Linked DNA regions of Homo sapiens: region 1 is linked to region 2. Evidence: chromatin loops called from intact Hi-C (ENCODE). Cell type or tissue: mammary epithelial cell. All regions are shown on one strand.

Region 1 (2,500 bases), 470 kb before region 2:
CTGCAAATATTATACTGACTAAATGTTGGGGATTCTAGTGTTCTCATGATTCATTTTCTGGGCTTCTTTAGTTTTAGGCACCCTTGTAAATTTGCAGGATGCTCTTTCAGTGGTTGTTATGCTTACGAATTAATGTTTCTAAGGTTGAAATCAGAGCTCTATCAAACTAAACTTTATACAGAGGAAACATATCTAACAGTCAACCCCTAAACTAAGCAACCTAAACTGTAAATGCACAATACCGGGTAAGAGAAATGACAATAAGAGTTGTAAACACATCTCCCTCCACTACCATAAAAACAACAAAGGTTTGGATCCTGTCGCCAGTTTATAGCATCATAGACATTTACGAAGGATTGCATTGGTCTCCAAGCATCTGTTTATCCCTTCCCACATCAAAGAAGAGTATTGCAGTCCTATGCCTAAGTAGGGAAAAAGATAAGCAAGAGCAGGAGGTCTCAGACTTTGAGTTCCTTCTGTCTAGGCTCTGATACAACAAGAGGCTGGAGTGTTTGATCATTATCCATAATGTGAAGACCCAATGGTTAGAAAACACCAAAGATGGTGCTTCTGTGATCTTCACATTAACTATGTCCCTAGTTTTAACAGATAAATGAGGCTGGGCACAGTGGCTCATGCCTATAATCCCAGCACTTTGGGAGGCCGAGGTGGGCGGATCACGTGGGTTCGAGACTAGTCTGGCCAACATGGTGAAACCCTGTCTCTACAAAAAATACAAAAATTAGTTGGGCATGGTGGTGCTCGCCTGGTCCCAGCTGCTTGGGAGGCTGAGGCAGGAGAATTGCTTGAATCCAGGAGGCAGAGGCTGCACTAAGCTGAGATCGCGCCACTGCACTCCACCTGGGCGACAGACCAAGGCTCCATCTCAAAAATAAAAGATAAATGATCATTTAACCTATAAAGTCTTAATGGAACTTAGTGTTTCTTCTTGGTTTCTTCTCTAAACTCACTAGATTCTCATCCAAATTTTATTTTCCTTCTCCTCCTTTCTCTCTCTGACCCCTAAGCCCACCTTAACTGAAAGAGTATGGTTTATAAATTTTTGTGTCAGAGAATAGGAAACACTGAGCTAAGAAGGAAATAATATTAGACATAAAAGGTGGATTTGCTGAAACTCACCATCAGAGGGCACAACAGTGCTGCAATAAACAGCTCCCAAATTCTGCCAGGAAGCGATCCTCTGGTGTACCTAGAAAACACAAAAGATACATCTACTGTCAGAATGGAACAACAAACATATACTTATGTGTGTGTATATAATAAATATATACATATGATTACTTAAGTAATATGCATGCTTTGTAGAAAACTTTAAAAATACAGATAAAAGAAAATAAAAGTCTTTCAAACTCCTATCATCCTGAAATAATAGTGGTGAACATTTTGGTATGTTTTCAAGATTTATGCAAACACATTTACATATACAAACACAAGTATACATGTTACATTAAACAAAATTAGAATTATACAAATCATGTTTTATGTACTTTTAAAAACATTTAATATTGATTCTAGGTGCTACCAGGCCTCAAGTAAACTTTCTGGCTTTTTCTTCCTCCGGTTACCTTTCAGATCTGCGTCTCCTTCCTATCTCTTACCAGGTATGAGAGTTATTAAGTAGCTGTATCAAGAATTTACTATTATTGAGTAGGCATCTGGTCTTTATGTTCACTCTCCTTTTTAAAAAACCTGGAGAGGCAACCTCACTAGTTGAGTCCTTAATCACGACCGCTTCAGAGTGTTAGAAAAAATCACTCACACTCACATCCACCTCTACTACTTCCTCGAAGAGCAATCACTGTGGATGTGGATCTGGGACTCAGGTTCTCATAACTAAACCATGTTTCAGAATGAATACTGAATACATTTCTCACTTGCCAAATGCTTAATTTATTCCTTTGTATCTTTTACTTTCCCAACCCCAAAAAGTATCAAAGGAAGAGGAAGGGCAGGCATTAACTGAACAAAATCCAATATACCAGCTTCAGGCCTGACATATTCCATTCCATCAGCACAAAGAAAAATCATTTAGTATCTACTAAGCTGTATTAAGGTGTGCATTGTCACAGAGTCCTAAATGATTTTTCTTTGTGCTGATGGACTTTGTATGACTATCATTAATTTCCATCTCGTTTCAACTTAAAAGAGCATGCAGAAATGTAAGACTGACATTTATAAACAATTTAAATAAATAATTTAAAAATTACTTGAGACTTGGCTCACAGCTAGTTTCGTTTTAAATCTTTGATTCATTAGGAATTACTTCTAGTCAAAGTTACTAAGTAGAAATCTAACTAATTTCCCTCTAATGACAACATAGCTGTCCCATACAGTGAATAATACATCTTTTCCTTTCTTATTTGAAATGCTATCTTTATAATTTTCCAAATAATTACATGAATTTGGATCTACTTCTGAAATTCTATTCTGTTCATGCTCTAGTAGCCACATTGTTTTAACTAACATTCTAGTCTTATTT
Region 2 (2,500 bases):
GACCTCAAGTGTTCTGCCCACCTCGGCCTCCCAAAGTGCTGGGATTACACGTGTGAGCCACCACACCAGGCCACAACCTCACTTTTAACATCCTTTCTGGGATATCAGATTATCTCTCAAAGGAGTTGGCCACTCTCCTATCTTATCATCTGTCTGCCACCTTTCCCCTCTTGGGGTGTCCCTGGTATCAAAGCAAAGGCTTTGCTCTTCTCATTGCTCCAGGCCTGGGGCATAAGCAAAATGTGAGCTTTTCTTAAATTTGTCCCCGAATCCTAAAATCACTCTTTCCTTTGACCCTCCTTTCTCCAGCCTGAAAGAGGAGTCTCATTCACGGCCTTTGTGGGACATTCATTTCCCTACAAGAGATCTGCTGATTGGCCTGGGCTCGCTAAAGCTGAAAGCTGGAGCATGGCAGGAGAGGGTCAGGATCTCACATGCAACATCTTGAAACCCAGGGTCAAGGGTACCTATCACAGGTACATGGAATTCCAAATGAACTCCACCAGCTCCTAGGAGTGCCTGAGGAAGCAGAGGGTGGTCCAGGTGCTCAAGAAGACATGACAGCCGCACTTTGGCACAATAGGTTAAATGTGCAGGTGAGAGGTACAAGCTAAGACCCAGAAGAGACCAAGGTCCCCCAAGGAAAAAGTCCTCAGGCAAGGTGACATGTGAGCAGCCTGAGACGATTTTAGTAGGCAGAGTTTTTGATGAGCTGGGGAGCATATGGGAACACACAGGGTTGATTTCTGCTTCGGTTTTTATTCAGATTGTTTCTTCTAACCTAGATAGAATAAGCCTCCCCTCCTCCAAGACTCAGCTCATCCAGCATGGTGGCTCACATCTGTAATCCCAGCACTATAGGAGGCCGAGGTGGGAGGATCGCTTGAGCCCAGGAATTTGAGGCGACACAGCAAAACCCCATCTCTACTAAAGATTATAAAAATTGGCCGAGTGTGGTGGCACACACCTGTAGTCCCAGCGGCTGAGGTGGGAGGATCACTTGAACCTGGAGGCAGAAGTTGCAGTGAGCTGAAATCACACCACTGCACTCCAGCTTGGGCGACAGAGTGAGACCCTGTCTCAAAAACAAAGAATGTGAGTACACAATCGTTAAGTGCCCCACCTAGTTTTAGTTCTGGCTAGAGCATATGCTCTATAACCCTGTTGGACTCTTAAGGCAAAGGAGAGGTCCAGGCAATGACTGCATCCAGGCAAGGAAGCAGGCACGGCAGCTTGGGAGCCAGGAGTCAAGCCCCGTGGCGAGGGCATCTGACTGCAAGCCTTAGCACAGCCCAAGCAGGGTTATGTGCTCTCTCAAGAAACGGAACAGGAAGGAGGAGGAGACAGGGTCTGGTTTAGCTTTCAGGCTTCAAGTGCCACCTGCTGGCAAGAAGGCTCCGTGCAAGGGCTCATTGGCCCAGAGCCAGAGAAGGGGAGGCTGCGCGATTCCAGCCTAGACCCAGCCCTACTCCAGAAAATAGGCCTCCCCAGGGACCTGAGTCGCATGGAGTGGAGTGGAATGAACGGCCAGAGACGGATCATAACCATAAAGAGTGACACTGTTGGGAGGCCGAGGTGGGCAAATCACAAGGTCAGGAGATCGGGACCATCCTGGCTAGCACAGATTAGCACAGACTCTACTAAACTCTACTAAAAATACAACAAAAATTTGCCGGGCATGGTGGCACATGCCTGTAATCCCAGCTACTCGGGAGGCTGAGTCAGGAGAATTGCTTGAACCCGGGAGGTGGAGGTTGCAGTGAACCGAGATCACGCCACTGCATTCCAGCCTGGCGACAGAGCAATCTCAAAAAAAGAAAAAAGAGTGATACTAGGGATCTGAATGTAATTGCGCAAAGGAAAAGAGCTATTTATGCCCATGATGTATTGTTTGTTCTCTGTGTCCTAAGAATGGGAATTCTTCCTAGGAATTAAGAAGGTATAATTCACTCTCTTCATTCTACAACTCTACTGATCGCCTACCATGGACCCAAGCACTAAGCAAGGTTTTCAAGGAGTTTGCATTCTAGTGAGGAAAACAGAAAATAAGCCATAAAGTTAAGTACAGGCTGCTACAAGAACACTTAGAAGAGCAGGAGCCAGGCGCAGTGGCTCACACCTATAACCCCAGCACTTTGGGAGGCCAAGGCGGGCAGATCACCTGAGGTCAGGAATTCAAGACCAGCCTGGGCAACACAGTGAGACCCCTGTCTCTAAACAAAAAAAAAAAAAAAAATTAGCCAGGCATGGTGGCACACGCCTGTAGTCCCAGCTACTCAGGAGGCTAAGACAGGAAGATTGCTTGAGCCAAGGAGGTTGAGGCTGCAGTGAGCCAAGATTACACCACTGCACACCAGCCAGGGTGACAGAGCAAGACCCTGTCTCAAAGGCCATCTAATGCAGACTTGGGAGTTCAAGGCAGGCTTGCAGAGGAAGTGGCTTGGTTTTGTTTATTTAAAAAAGTGGACGGGCGCGGTGGCTCACGCCTGTAATCCCAGCA

The links. Peaks named below come from ENCODE experiments on the same cell type or tissue, not always from the same donor. Only the 100,000 strongest peaks of a DNase experiment are listed, where the experiment ranks them.
Region 1: it touches region 2 in a loop (18-fold over the local background); 99 of 110 quality-filtered maps call a loop at or near these places.

Annotation. Positions count from the first base shown.
Region 1 is chr10:72,833,069-72,835,568 of GRCh38, reverse strand. MCU (mitochondrial calcium uniporter) reads right to left here. Exons shown (of 8, transcript NM_138357.3): 2 at 1,141-1,210. Among named protein-coding and RNA genes, the nearest start is that of OIT3, 59 kb to the left of the region's middle. In mammary epithelial cell, a CTCF peak has its summit at 1,157 (motif pointing right); no DNase peak of the experiment used is centred here.
Region 2 is chr10:72,363,339-72,365,838 of GRCh38, reverse strand. No RefSeq gene overlaps it. Among named protein-coding and RNA genes, the nearest start is that of DNAJB12, 9.7 kb to the right of the region's middle. In mammary epithelial cell, a CTCF peak has its summit at 1,383 (motif pointing left); DNase peaks (open chromatin) are centred at 1,378 and 1,848; H3K27ac peaks cover 1,423 bases.